Regions from separate parts of the Homo sapiens genome. Here region 2 is linked to region 1. Evidence: chromatin loops called from intact Hi-C (ENCODE). Cell type or tissue: HCT116. All regions are shown on one strand.

Region 1 (8,000 bases):
GCCAACATGGGGAAACCCCATCTCTACTAAAAATACAAAAATTAGTCAGACGTGGTAGCGAGCACTTGTAATTCCAGCTGCTTGAGAGGCTGAGGCAGGAGAACGGCTTGAACCCTGGAGGCAGAGGTTGCAGTGAGCGGAGATCATGCCACTGCATTCTGCATTCCAGACAGAGCAAGACTCTCAAAAAAAATAAATAAATAAAATGAAAGAAAGAAAGAAAGAGAAAGAAAGAAAAAAAGAAAGAGAGAAAATGGATTAAAGACAGGAATAAGAAATGGAAAAACAAGAAAAACTTGTTAAATAGAAAACATAAAATAAGATGACAAGGGCTGGGCACAGTGGCTCATGCCTGTAATCCCAGCACTTTGGGAGGCTGAGGTGGGTGGATCGCCTGAGGTCAGGAGTTCGAGAGCAGCCTGACTAAAATGGTGAAACCCCATCTCTACTAAAAATACAAAAATTAGCCGGGTGTAGTGGTGGGCGCCTGTAATCCCAGCTACTTGGGAGGCTGAGGCAGGAAAGTTGCTTGAATCTGGGAGGTGGAGTTTGCAGTGAGCAGGGATCGCGCCATTGCATTCCAGCCTGGGCGGCAGAATAAGTGAGACTGTCTCAAAAAAAAAAAAAAAAAAAAAAAAAGACAAGAATAAGCCCAAGCATACAGATGATCATTTTTAATGTGAATAAGGTAACTTCCCTATTAATGGATACATACTATCAGATTGAAGTTTGCAAACAGCATACCTTACACAAAGTAACATGGCAAAAGTTGGAAATAATAAATTAGAAAAACTGTAGCAGAGAAATATTAACAAAAATAAAGGTGACATAACAATATCAGAGGAAAAATAATTCAAATTCCTAAGCGTGAAGATCTCCCTACTCCCTCTGTGCTGGGTGGCAGCCAGGGATAGGACAGGGAGCCAGGTCAGCTGCCATGAGGTGAACAGACAGCAGCTTACAGAAGCCACTGAGACCTAGCCCCATCACCCGCTACCCCAGGGCATCCCAGGTAAAAGGGGTAATTTTACAAGAAGAAATAGGTGTCAGCAATTTATGCATTAAAAGCATAGCCTCGAGGTACATTCAGCAGAATGAGGTAGAAATACAAACTGTAAAGCTGTAATTACAAGGCATGACATTAATATATTTCACTCAGAAATGGACAAAAACATCAAAGACTGTTGAGGATTTAAAATAATACAGTAAGTTTTATCACACTTGTGTTTGTGTATTTGTGTAAACGGGATGTATATACATATATATTTTTTCAATAGATAATATATAGTATATCCTAAACCCACAGGCCAGTCACAAAATCGAACATGTCGTAAGACTGAACACTAAGAAAATCTCAATATTTTCCAAAAATCAAAATCCAATAGGTTATTTTCCTTTACCATAATTCAATAAAATTAAACATTAACTGCAGAAAATGTCTAAAACTATATCTACTCTTGTGTTAAGGAAGACATGAAAATTAAAATTACAAATCAAATTTAGAGTTCATCCCATATCACAATTCCTGGGATGTAACTAAAGAAGAACTTAGAGGAAAAGATGTTGCCTTAACTATATTTATTAGAAAATAAGAAATACTGAAAATACAGTGTACACTCAACAGAAAAACTTGAAAAGTGAATAAGAAATGAAACCAATTATAGTAGAAAAAATAAAGTAATATAAAACAGAAATTAATAACATGGAAACAAATAAAAATTCTAATGTTAATTAAAAACCAAAAAGCTGGTATGTTATTTTTTGTTGTTTAACTTTTAAGTTTGGGGGTACATGTGCAGGATGTGCAAGTTTGTTATAAAGGTAAGTGTGTGTCATGGGGGTTGCTTGTATAGATTATTTCGTCACCCAGGTATTAAGCCTAGTGCCCATTAGTTATTTTTCCTGATCCTCTCTCTCCTCCCAACCTCTACCCTCCAATAGGCCCCAGTGTATGTTGTTCCCCTCTTTGTGTTCATGTGTTCTCATCATTTAGCTCCCACTTATAAGTAAGAACGCATGATATCTGGTTTTCTGTTCCTGCATTAGTTTGCTAAGGATAATGGCCTCCAGGTCCATCTATGTCCCTGCAAAGGACATGTTCTCATTCGGTTTTATGGCTGCATAGTATTCCATGGTGTATATGTACCACATTTTCTTTATCTAGTCTATCATTGATGGACATTTGGGTTGATTTCGTGTCTTTGCTCTTGTGAATAGTGCTGCAATGAACATACGCATGCATGTGTCTTTATGACAGAATGATTTATATTCCTTTGGGTATATACCCAGTAATGGGATTGCAGGTTTCAATGGTATTTCTGTCTTTAGGTCTTTGAGGAATCAGCATACTACCTTCCACAATGGTTGAACTAATTTCCACTACCATTGACAGCATATAAGCATTCCTTTTTCTCCACAACCTTGTCAGCATCTGCTACTTTTTGACTTTTTAATAATACGTTTTTGACATTTTAATAATAAGCCATTCTGACTGGCATGAGATGGTATCTCATTGTGGTTTTGATTTGCATTTCTCTAATTATCAGTGATGTTGAGCTTTTTTTCATATGCTTGTTGGCCGCTTGTCTGTTCATATCCTTTGCTTGCTTTTTAATGGGGTTGTTTTTTTCTTGTAAATTTGTTTAAGTTCCTTATAGATGCTGGATATTAGACCTTTGTCAGATGTATAGTTTGCAAAAATTTTCTCCCATTCTGTAGGTTTTCTGTTTACTCTGTCAATAGTTTATTTTGCTGTGCAGAAGCTCTTTAGTTTAATTAGATCCTATTTGTCAACTTTTGTTTTTGTTGCAATTGCTTTTGGCACCTTTGTCATGAAATCTTGGCCTGTGCTGATGTCCTGAATGATATTGCGTAGGTTGTCTTCCAGGATTTTTAAGTATTTAATCCATCTTGAGTTAATGTTTGTATATGGTGTAAGGAAGGGGTCAAGTTTCAATCTTCTGCATATGGCTAGCCAGTCATCCCAGCATCATTTATTGAATAGGGCATCCTTTCCCCATTGCTTGTTTTTGTCAGGTTTGTCGAAGATCAGATAGTTGTAGGTGTGCGGTCTTATTTATAGGTTTTCTATTCTGTTCCATTGGTTCACGTATCTGTTCTTGTGCCAGTACCATGCTGTTTTGTTTACTCTAGCCCTGTAGCATATTTTGAAGTTAGGAAGTGTGATGCCTCCAGCTTTGTTCTTTTTGCTTAGGATTATCTTGGCTATTCAGGCTCTTTTTTCTGTTCATGTGAATTTTAAAATAATTTTTTCTAGTTCTGTGAAGAATGTCAATGGTAGTTTCTTGGGAATAGCATTGAATCTATAAATTGCTTTGGGCAGTGTAGCCATTTTCACAATATTGGTTCTTCTTATCCACGAGCATGGAATACTTTTCCATTTGTTTGTGTTGTCTCTGATTTCTTTGAGCAGTGTTTTGCAGTTCTCCTTGTAGAGATCTTTCACTTCCCTTGTTAGCTGTATTCGTAGGTATTTTATTCTTTGTGTGGCAATTGTGAATTGGAATTTTTTCACGATTTGGCTCTCAGCTTCCCTGTTGTTGATGTGTAGGAGTGCTAGTGAATTTTGCGCATTGATTTTGTATCCTGAGACTTTGCTAAAGTTGCTTATCAGCTTAAGAAGCCTTTAGGCTGAGAGGATAGAGTTTTCTAGATATAGGATCATGTCATCTGCAAACAGGGATAGTTTGACTTCCTCTCTTCCTTTTTGAATGCCGTTTATTTCTTTCTGTTGCCTGATTGCTCTGGCCAGAACTTCCAATACTATGCTGAATAGGAGTGGTGAGAGAGGGCATCCTTGTCTTGTGCAGGTTTTGAAGGGAATGCTTCCAAAAGCTGATATTTTGACAATAATAGTTCAACTTCTTGGTTCTGATGAAAACAAAAAGAAATTCTAAGGACTAATAATCTTCTTTATAAATGAGATAAGTGGCAGACTATAGATACAGGGGAGATTTAAAAACTTTCAAACATGTAAATCTTTATAGATTTACTTGAAAATAATATAATAGATAAACAGTTTTCCAGGAATATGAAATGACCAAAATTGAATTTAGCAACAATAGAAAACCCATCTATGAAATTTTCAAAGCAGTAAAAAAATGTATCCTTAAAAAAGCCAACATGTCTAGACAGTTTTATAGGGTATTTTAAAAAACCAAATCTATAAAAAGACAAACTGTATATTAATAAAAAGTCCCAGAGCATACAGCATAGAAAATGATGGAGAAGCTGCTCAATTTATTCCATGAAGCTGGAAAAACTCCTCCAATGAGGACAGGAAAAAAACCCACCACTTTAGAACATAGAGGCAAAAGTCTCCAATAACATATTGACAAGTTAGATCTGGCAGTGCATCCAGAGTGTATGTCACAACCAGGAAATAAATACCATGATATGTAATGTGTGGTATTTATTAAAGTCCCTGGCACAAAGTAAGTAATCAAGTCAGGTATTAGCATTCTAATCCTGAATAGATGGTTTTATATTGATGATAATTTTTAGATAAGTCACCATATTAACTATTAATTGAGAAACAAGATATATGATCACCTACATATTTGGCTGAAATATGCATTTATTAGGGGAACTTACAGACAGCTTCAGCGTCCCTGGGATGGATAGAAAGAAAAGAGAAGTTCATCCTGGGTATGTCCATAGCAAGGGTGAGGTTGTGGAGTCTATAAGAGGGCTTAAGGCATTTGGCTCAGGGCCAGGGCTAGTTTCTACATGTATAATAGCAACAGGGTTAGCCTCAGTGTTTTTGAGCACGGACCTCAACAGTTTTATCAGTGTCTGGGAATGTTCAAGGTCCCGGCTTGGGTGAAGCCTGCGGGGAAAACATGCAGCTGCCAGGGTCACAGAGCGGTCAAGGCACTCTGTGTTTCTCAGTCAGGACAGAGAAAAAGTGGGGAAACTGGGGGAGGCTACAGCTACCTTCAGTGCTATGACAGTATTATTAAGGACAGGAGGTGGGCAAGAATTCCCACTATCAACATTACACCAGATGTAGCTAAAGAACAGATCAAGACTTAAAAAGACAAATTACAGTGTTGGAAAGGGAAAACCACATTTGCAACATGTATGTACTGAGAAGATCCAAGGAAACAAACCTAAAAATGTGGTAATCAGACAAATATAAATGAACACACAAGAATCGAATACTTTCCTGTAAATCAGGATTGCCCAATTAGAAAATGGGAACGACAAATATGACATGCATTCAGCAACCCAAAACATAAAAAATTGAAGTACAAACTTTATAAGAAATATGCAAGATGTGTAACAAGAAAATTAAAAATTATAAAACACAAATGAATATCATTAAAAGAGACCTAAATAAATAAATATCATGTGTCTGAATGGAAAATTCAGTATTTAAAGATGTAAACTCTCTTCCTATGAACTTACAGAACATCTCAACAAAATCTCTATTGGATTTTTAATGGAAATCCAAATGGAAGAGAAAATGCGCAAGAATAACCAAGCAAACATTTGACATAAAAGATCAACAAATAGTAAAAGGTATACCATTAAGCCAATGACTTATTGAAAACTTATGGTACATGCACAGGGCTCAACCAACAGATTAACTCAACAGAATAGTAAATTTTACAGTAAACTTAAGGATTTGTGGTAATTTATACCTGTATCTGTGTTTCTCAAATCCATGGGGAAATATAGCATTCTCATAAGCAGTGTTGGAAAAATTGACTACACATTTGGAAAAATGAAATGAGATATCTAACTCTTGCTCTGCAATAAATAAATCAGCTGCATTAAACAGCCACATTTTTAAAAACATAAGCATTAGGAGAAAATTTAAGACAATATATAAAACTATTTTGGGGGGAGCGTATATAATCCAGACACTTTTTATAAAACATTTATAGATAATTTGACCAAAAACTAAAAATAACTTCTAGAAGAGAAAAATACCACTAATAAATTAAATGACAAATAACCAACTTTTGGAAAACAATATTCAGGAAGTTAGGGGCTACTTACTATCCATCTTTCTATATAAAGAGCTTCTAAAAGTCAGTAAAGAAAATGAAAATAATTTAAAAGAAAAATGGGCAAAGGATGCCAGTGGAGAATTCACAGATTCAGAATCTGTGTGTGAAAAGATGCTCAACTTCAAAGGGAATGTAAATTTTAGCCATAATACTGTATTTTGTTTTGTCTCTCTGGTTTGCAAAAATGAAAAAGACTGATAATACCCACTGCTGGCAAGCATGTGGAGAAACAGGCCTTCTCATCTGCGGTGTGAGAGAGGGCAGCTTGGTGAACATCAAGCTTCTTGAATACAAGTTGCCAATCTGTTCAACTGTAAAATGCACATACTCTTGAAGAAATTTTACTTCTAGGGCTTTAGACTTAAATTAAAAAAAATCTTGTTATATGCACATTAGGATGTCTACATGAGATGTTAAGGAGGCTCATTCTAGACTTTTTTATAAAGAGAAAATTTGAAGCAGTATCAACGTACATCTACTCTGGAGTGCGGTGCAGCCATTACGCAGAATGAGGTAGACCATGCGGCTGACAAGAAAAGAGTATTTCCAAAATGGTGGTGCGTAAAGCAAAGAAAAGTATATGTAGTATGGTTCTGATGTTTAACTTGTAAAGATGACATTTACAATGATGCATGTTTATACAAGTAGGGGTGTGTGTGTGTGTGTGTGTGTGTGTGTATGCACAGAAAAGTGCCTGGGAGTGGCATCCTCCCGGCTGACAGTGGTGAGTCCAGATGCGGGCAGGGGGAGCCGCTGCTGATGCGCGAGTTGTCTGAAGCCCTTCGGGGAGAATGCATCTGCTCAGGCTGCTGCGAGCTTGCCTAAGTGAACTTTCCAGAGCTTCAGTCCCAGAGCCGTTGTCATTGCAGAAGTTCTTCTTGCGGTTAGAGTTCCAAATGCTCACATTATTAAGCCACCATCCTCAGTCCATTGGCCTTGGTCTCTAACCCATCATCTTGGAAAGCCCTCAACCCAGCAGCCGGGAGTTCAGCTCTAGGAATGGAGAGGATGGGGCACGGAGGGAAATCCCCTATCAGAATGAGGCAGAGCTCTGGCAGCACAATGGTAACTCACTGATGTTGGACCCTCATTTTCACTGGGAAAGACCCCAGAGGGTGGGGAATTCAGATGCTGCAGGTCTCCCAGCTCTGTATCTTTTAGTAGGGAAAGTCATTAATATGTGTAATCTGTTCAACCGTGTTGTAGTAATTATGTCTCCAGCCAGTACCCAATGTGACAAGATTAGCAGAGAGCACGGTTATTCATCAGTGAGTTGTCACAGCCTAATTGTCCTTTAAATGCATCAGAATGCAGTGGAGGTTGAAGAATGCGGGGAGAGATCTCCGTAGCTTCCCTGAGAACCAGCACAGGTAGACGCTGACAAAATGAAATACAGTTTCCGAGCAAACAGTGGATCCCAAATAAGGGTGTATCAGCACACATTGCCCTTCCCAGTTTTGCTGTGTTCTTCCTTGCACCCCTGACATCTACTTAATATTCACAGGGGCTGTCATCAATGAGGGCTACCCCTATACCAGACAGCTTAGGAACAGCATCTTTGAGCTGTGCAGTAACTGTGAAGTGGCTACTGCATGATGCCCATTTTACAGATGAGGAAACCGAGGGTCACAGGAGTTAGGTGAACATCCAAGATTCTGTGGCAAATAATTAGAAAAACTGAGAATGAAACTCAGTCTAAAGCTCTCTCTCTCTCTGTGTGTCTCTCTGTGTATGTGTGTGTGCTGGAGAAGTTGCTGAACATGCCCCGTGTCTGGAATTCTCTCCAGCTTATGCGTGTTTGCTGTCAGAACTCTTGAGAGAGGCTACCCTTGACTACTGCAGCCCAAAGGAATTACCTCTACTGCCTTAATTCTCCCAGTTGATTAGAATTCACTCCCGCACCCAGCCTCCCATTGGTTTGCTGACACATGGGTTCAAAGCGGCCTTCAAGCTAGTGGGGAC
Region 2 (8,000 bases), 520 kb after region 1:
TAGAAGTAAAACTATTTGGACAAATTTTATACATTTTGCTATGATTTTTGATATGTATTACTAAATTTTCTTCCCAAAAGATGGCATTGATTTATATTCTCATCAATAGTATATGAGATTATCTATTTTTACACATTATTAATATAGATGTATTATAATCATTATCATAATTTTAATACTTTAATAAAGTAGAGATGAAATTGTATTTTTGTATTAAGTTACATATTTTTCCTTTCAGTAAAGGTGTCTTAGAGAACACTCCATTATCCTACCCTTCTGGTTTCCAGGAGGAAGATTTTTCTCTAAATACTCTTCTTTCCCTCCATTCATTACTCTCCCTGGAAGTAAAAGCGGTTAGTTGGTTGGTAGGTGGCAACATTTAGCTCCATGTTTCACAATTAGCTGGAGCCAGTGGACCAAATGCTTGATCTTTTTCTAGCCCCCATCTTCCACTCAGGCCAGGGGGAGCAGTGACTTGGGGAACTGTGATGCTTTTCAGGTGTGATCTCCAGTGGGCCTTCTCATGCTCCAGACTGTGTCCAGCATATCTTTTCTAGCTGTGTCTTTCTGCCCAGCATGTTATAGTAAGCCTGCTGACTTTGTCTTATTTCTCAAGTGATTTAGAACCTGTGTAGGAAATATGAAGTACCATTTTGTTTACTTGGTACTAGTCATTTGCAGATCTTCATGAATAAATTGTCTATACAGAGCCTTTGCCTGTTTTGGTCTTGAGATGTTCATATTTTTCTTTCTTTGTGATTTGCAAGAGATCTTGATATAATAATGATAATAGCCCATAGCTGTCACATGTGTTGACTGTTATCCAATATTAGTGCAAATACATAAATACATATATGTGTATATGTGTATGTTGTGTACATACACATATAATTATACAATAAATATACATATATACCCATACAATCACATACACACATATGTGTCTTTGCTTTTTCTTCTTTAATTATTCATAAAGTCCATGCTTATCCAAAATTTCAAGTTGAAATGAGTTTGTCAGGGATTGTGTTGGTCACTGTTTGAATTTCATAGAGAAGCTTCTCAAGTTATTGTGACCTTACTGTGTCAGATACAAGATTTAGTAGCCTGTGGGCATAAACAAGATGTTAAGAGCTTTGGGTCTGAGGAATGACCACCCTCATAGAGAGTCCACTACAGAAGCTCCTCCCCTTTGCCTTGCAAGGCCTGGGGCTGGCAGTAACTGGGATGAGGACTTCCTGGATTTCCTTTGGTTGTGCCTTCTGGAATTCAAGGTGGCTCCACTGGAAGTGGTAAGGGCCAGTGACTCCCCCTATTTGCCTATCCTTACCTCCAATGCTGCTGGGTGTCAGAGAGTGTTTTGGGAATCATGCTGGGATTTTTTTCTTCCATTTACATTCATAGTTTTCTGTGAAAACTATTCCTTCATGCAGTATTTTGGTGACTGGTCAACATTTCCCTAAATCCAGTTTCATGTCATAGATCTATTGTCTGGAGGAGATTTGGGAATGTAATCACATCCTTTCCTAGTTTTTAGTAATGGTATGGATTTTCCCCCTATTTTTATATGTGTTTAGTGAGGCTAATAGCTAAAGATGCAGAATAGGTAAATACATATATTGCAGCTACCATCTTTGCTAAAACTTCTATCAGTGAGTATAAATTTGGTTGGGAATTGTGGATTTAAATATCTTAGAAATTAACTACCAGGGCAAATAGTGTCTTTGGTTTTCACAATATGCAGTTGTCCTTCCTTTATGAGACATTCAAGTGGCTGTGGTCATAGCCCCTTGCAGTGTAGTGGAGCCAAAGACAAGTTCTGGCCAATGAAATGTGAGCATAAGTCACCAGTGCCATTCCTGGGCTGAGGCAGAAAAAGTGGCCCCAGAGAGGTAACTGCCCTCTAGAGTGAACTTTGCATGGAGCGAGCTATAAAATTTTGTTGTGTAAGTCTGACAATCTGGTGGATGTTGGTTACTAGAAAATAGTCTAGCCTACCCTCTTTATCCTGTATAAAAAGGTTATTATTGACACTTCTGTATTAGTGTTTCCTGTTTTTTCTTTGCTTTCAAATGAGGGTAAAACAAATAGGAGAATTAGAAACAAAGAGGTGGCCTATACTTGAGAAACTATAATATGCACCTAACATTGTACATCACAAGAAGAAACAAAGGCAATAGGATTTTTCCAAGAAGAGTTTTGGCAACAGCCTTTCCCAAAGCTCTGGAACCCAATCCAGACTCCCTTCACAAGGTGAATTCAAAGTGTGTTAAAGCTGTGTTCATGTAATATGATACTTCAATTGCCTTAACAATGATTAAGAGTAGCTAGAAATTGGCAGTAAGAGGACCTAATTTTATCTAGGCATTTGAGGTCTTTGGAGTTTTGTTTCAGTTAGTCAGGTTCATGAAATGGGGAGGAGATCTAACACCACCAAGAGCCCCTGAGGACAGCTCATTTCACCTTAGCAAAGCCCTTTAGTGACTCTTAGGAGGCACTAAGCCTCTGGGATACTCCTTTTCCAAAAGGAATATGTAGCTAAAACACATGGAATTACCTATTCTACATCTAATTTTAGCTATTAGCCTCACCAAGCTTATATAAAAATAGCCTCACCAAACATATATAAAAATAGGGGGACAAATCTGTACCATCACCTTTTCCAAAGTCTGCACCATTCCAGAATTTCAGAGCTCACTGCAGACATCACAATTATAAACCCAGACTAGGAACAATCATCTGACATTGGTACAGGGGACGCATGAGGGAGTGAAAAGAGCATTTGTCCAAGAGTCCTGAATAGTGGCTCCATCCCTACCAGTAATCACCTACAGGACTTTGGGCAAATCTTTTTCCCTCCTTGAGCTTTAATTTTCTTATTGAAAATCTATTCTATCCTAAAAACCATAAGTTTTCTAGATGAACTACTCTGTAATGATGGTTTATTACTAGTCAACACATAAACTTAACAGCGTGCTACTAGTCAGGAGCTTGGCTGCCTATCTGTTTATTTAATTTATATGCACTCAAACCATGCAGTGCAGCCTGAGTAGTGACCTGGAATGCAAATGCACACACAAAGTAGAGATGGCGGCCCTTTTGTGAAGAGAGGCTGATTGCAGCTGCCCATGGCCAGACAGCCCCCTCTGTCTGCCTTCTTTCTCTCAGCCCTGTCTTTGCACTTAATATGTTTCGAGCTTCTGTGCTTTCAAGTCTACAGTAATTTATCTTGTGCACAGAAAGAGTATAAGATGTGACCTAATTAAATTCAAAATAATTAATGGGAAGCTAACAGAGAAAACCATGATAGTTTAGAGATTTTATGGCCACTGCATCAATAAAACTTCTTCTCTCACATGACCTGCATTTCACTGGTTTCCTTTCCTTCCACTATTTATTCTGTTTGCAACCATTGTAGGCAGAACAGAGTATTACAGAATCACAGCAATCTGCTCTCTATTTTTAAACTGCAAGGCTGAACATCATTCTTGCTCTTCTCATTCAATGTGAGTGCTCATTCCAATTTCTTTAAATCTGGATGGATTGTTTTATAGTAAGGAATGGCAACAAAATGAATTGATAGGTAACAGAAGGGAGTCCTCAACAGGCTTTTTAGGGTAATGGCATTAAATGGTGGGATGTAGAATTTTCTTGAAAATACCAAAAGTTCATTTTGCAGATTTTCTTTGAAATGTTTTTTCCAAATCTTTGTCTTAAGAACAAATATTTGAAATGAAGATTAATCACAGTAAGAGTAACAATGTGCCCATCCAGATTGGCATTCTAGGACTTATGCACAGCCATTCATTCACTGTAATAGAGAAAGACAAATAACATAGGAGGAAGAGGGTCACAGCCTAGCAAGCAGAGAATGCACTCTTGAGATAACCTGCTTGGCTTCATCCCAGTCCTGTCACCTACTTGCTACAAGCACTGAATCACTTAATTTCCCTATGCTTCAGCTTACACATTTGTAAAAAAAAAAAAAAAGGTGAATGATAAAAATACATTCTCCTGTGGGTTGACATGAGGGTTAAACCATTTGATATATGTAAGTGTGTACATAGTTGGCATTCATAGGTGCCATAGGAGTGTTGGCCAGGACAACTTACTTTGAGGAAAGACTCTTCAGAGAGTGTAGTTTGGATCTTGCCCAATAACTCCGATTGGGAATGATTAGCAAGGGATGTCAGGGATATCTGCAGCCCTTATCAATTCCCATGACCCAGAGACACTCAGGTGTGAGATCAGGAGGGAGGCTGAGGTCGTGGTGTCCTGAAAAATATGAAGGAGCAATCAAGTGCAGAGGATGTAACCTAAACTCAGAATGTAGCATGATGTTTCAGAGACAAGTAAACCTTGAGATTAAGAACTATTTACTATTTTTCCTTTCTAAACATGAAAATCCCAGCCAGGACCCAGAAGTGTCATGGTGATCTATCTGGACTTGTGTTGGTTTTTGCAGCTAAAGAATCTAGATGTGGGTCAACCGTGCATGCATCCATGAAGCAGCTTAAAACCCACACCATTTTCCCTGTATTACAAGGGACTTTTAGTGGGGGCGCTTGGGGTGCAGATCCCACCTGCTCTCGCCAGTGCCATCAATAATATGGTCAAATCCTATGAGAGTCTAGGGAATGTGATCTATGCAGGCCAAGCTGAGGCTGTACACTAATCAGATGAGACAAGTCTGTGATTAGCCCATCACAGCTACTTTTTGTATCTCTGTGCCTTGAGTGCACCTTTCTATTAGAGTTTCAGGAAAGGGGAATAAAACCTGAATCCACTTGCTGGAATAAGACTCTAATAGCTCAAACTTTCATGCTAATTCACTAACAACACTGAAGGTGACAAGAGGATCATAGAGAGCTATGAAGGTAGAGCACATGCTATTCAAGGAGTTGCTTATATTTGCATCAACTGAGAACAAAGCAACTAGGAAAGGGTGAAGTTACAAAGGACTCCTTTGATTTAGTCATTAGGGGATTGTCTGATTATGAGAGATAGGTATATATTGCTAAGGAGATAGTTCAGAGGCAACTGGATGGGCTGGGAGTGAAAAAATCTCAGTTGTTTCAATATAACACTTACTAGCAAAGAGTGTGGGACAATCTCATCATTTTTCTGATTCTTGAGTTTCTCATCTGCAAAACTGGAGATTAATAACCAATGTGAAACTTTCTTGTATTCTAACACTTCATGGTACTCAGTATCAAAGCCTTTCTTGAACCTCAAAATAGAAATACAGAATAAGGATGTTAGAAAGAATACTCAGAGAGCTGCAGAAAATCAGTGAATAAAGTGCAGATAATGTGACACTTGGAATGATTTACATAATAAGTTAACAGTAAAATTAATTGGGATAGGGGTAACTGCACTCAACCATAAATGAGCAACTGGAAGAGGAATCAGATCCATATCCAATATAAGCTCACTGTCAAGAAAGTTTGTAAACTTTATGACTAAATAAAATTGAATAAAAATATTTTATAACAGAAGTGACATCAGCAAGCTGAAAAAATACAAGATTCCAATTCTCACAGACCCATATAAACATTGATTTTTGACAATCAAACACTGTCAGGAATATCTATATGAGAACCTAGGAATACAATGGAGAGATTCCAGCACGCTGTTCTAGCAAAAATATAATTACAAATATAGTTAAGAAGGTAAGAAGAACAGTGTCACTTTAAAATATTACCCTTCCCCCAAAGCAGCACAGCTCAGTGCCAAGAGAGACCTCATTGGCCCACAGTTTGTCCCACATGTGAAAGTGAGAGTAATGTGAGATCCTGACTTCCCCAGGCTTGTGAGATATTGCCCAAGAGGCCCAATTCTGCCTCATTCCACCCAAACTACTGAGAGCGTCAGCATAACTATACAGTCTAGAGGAGTTAGAAGTGGGGAAAAATGATGGGGGCTCACTGAAACTTTCAAGTGAATTTCAAAAACTGGACACAGATACTATTAACTGTCCTGAAAACTTTCCCAAGAGGCCTGCCCATGACCCCTGTGAGACATCTCACCTAAAGCCCCTGCATGAACTTAGCATTCCACAGGTATCCTTGAGATGGTATATGAAAGTCTCTGCAGCACAGGTGAGTCCCTGCAGATTATGAACAAGCACTCACAGAGAGACAGCTTGATTTTGGAATATTGAAAGAGGACATACAATCTTAAAAAGAAGAAACAAGAGGTGTGAGGCAGGCGCATCCATAGAAAAGGCCTGACAGATTTCCCAAATATCTAGCTGGGCTGACTAATAAAAGTCTTTCTGTCCTAAAATTAGTCAGTAAAGAGTGGAGGAGAAAACTACTTCTTCAAACACAAGGACAGTAAGACAAACTTCAAAGAACATAAAGAATCAAGAAAACATAACACCAACAAAGGAACAAAATAACGTTCCAGTGGCTGACTCCAACGAAATGGCAATCGACAAATTGCCTGATGAAGAATTCAAACTAATCTAGGAAACACAGAGAGAAAACCTAAACAATATTAGTAAAACAATACATGAACAGAAGGAAACATTCAACAAAGAGAGAGAAACCATAAAAAAGAACCAAACAGAAATTCTGGAGCTAAATAATATAATGACTAGACTAAAAATTTCAATGGAGAGTTTCAAGAGCAGACTCAATAAAGCAGAAGAAATGATCAGCAAGCTTGAAGACAGGTTATTTGAAATTATTCAGGAGGGAACACCAATTTAAAAAGGAACAAAAAAGAATGAAAGAAGCCTATGTGATTTATGGGATACAATCAACAGAAACATTTTATACACTATGGAAATCTAAGAAAAAGCAAAGAAAGAGAACAGGGAGGAAGCTTATTTAAAGAAATAATAAAAGAAAATTTCCCAAATCTGGAGAAAGAAATGAACATCCATATCTATGATACACAAAGGACCTCAATAGGCTCAACATCAAGAAATATTAACCAAAACATATTATATTCAAATTGTCCAAATTTGAAGATAAAAAATTAAAACAGCAAGAGAAAAATTGGATTATCATATACACAGGAACTGTCATAAGACTATCAGCAGATTTCACAACAGCAACCTTGCAGACCTGGAGAGAGTGGTATGATACTCAAAGTGCTATAAGAAAAAAGCTGCCAAGAAAGAGTATTTTACCTGGCAAAGCTGTCTTTCAGAAATGAAAGAGAAAGAAAGACTATTCCAAACAACTAAAAGTTGAGGAAGTTTATCACCATTAGACCTGCACTACAAGTAATGCTAAAAGGTGTTCTTCAAGTTGAAAGAGAAGAACACTAAATAGCAACAAAACATATGAAATTATAAAACTTACTGATAAAGGTAAGTATAGAATTAAATTCAGAATACCTTAATATTTTAATAGTGGTGTGAAAATCATGTTTAATATTAGTATGAAAGAAGACAAAATTATAGAATAATTATTGCTATAATAATTCATTGATAAATACACATTATAAAAAGAGGTAAATAGAGATTTTTATGTGATCAAAGTTAGTTTGACATCAGCTTAAAATAGACTGTTACAAGTATGTTTTATGTAAGCATCATAGTAAGCACACACAAACAAACCTGTAGTAGATACACAAAAGATAAAGAGAAAAAAGTCAAACATAATCATACATAGAAATTAAATGAACAAAAAAAGAGAGCAAGAGAAGGAACAAAAGAACGACAAACCAGTCTGAAAGCAATTAACAAGATAGCAAAAGTAAGTCTTCATCTATCAATAATTTCTTTAAATGTAAATTAAATTATCAAATCAAAAAACACAGAGTGGCTAAATGCATTAAAAAAACAAGATCCAACTAAATACTACCAACAAGAGACTAACTTTAGCTTTAAACACACATATAGGCTGAAAGTGAAGAGATAGAAAAAGATAATGTATGCAAATTATAACCAAAATAGAGCAGGTATGGCTATCCTATATTAGACAAAATATATGTCAAATCAAAACTGTCAGAAGGGACAGAGAATGTAACTATATAATGATTAGGCA

The links. Hi-C counts contacts between places; a loop is a spot of excess contacts. Peaks named below come from ENCODE experiments on the same cell type or tissue, not always from the same donor. Only the 100,000 strongest peaks of a DNase experiment are listed, where the experiment ranks them.
Region 2: a loop joins it to region 1, with 2.1 times the contacts of the local background. A loop is called at or near these places in 9 of 110 quality-filtered maps.

The regions. Positions count from the first base shown.
Region 1 is chr2:128,741,753-128,749,752 of GRCh38, forward strand. It overlaps LOC124907888 (a long non-coding RNA gene), which reads right to left and starts at 4,678. Exons shown (of 2, transcript XR_007087233.1): 1 at 4,615-4,678; 2 at 660-3,891. In HCT116, no CTCF peak of the experiment used is centred here; no DNase peak of the experiment used is centred here; H3K27me3 peaks cover 5,292 bases.
Region 2 is chr2:129,260,706-129,268,705 of GRCh38, forward strand. All of the region lies in intron 1 of LINC01854 (long intergenic non-protein coding RNA 1854), which reads right to left. All of the region lies in intron 2 of LOC105373612 (a long non-coding RNA gene), which reads left to right. Among named protein-coding and RNA genes, the nearest start is that of LINC01854, 9.2 kb to the right of the region's middle. In HCT116, no CTCF peak of the experiment used is centred here; no DNase peak of the experiment used is centred here.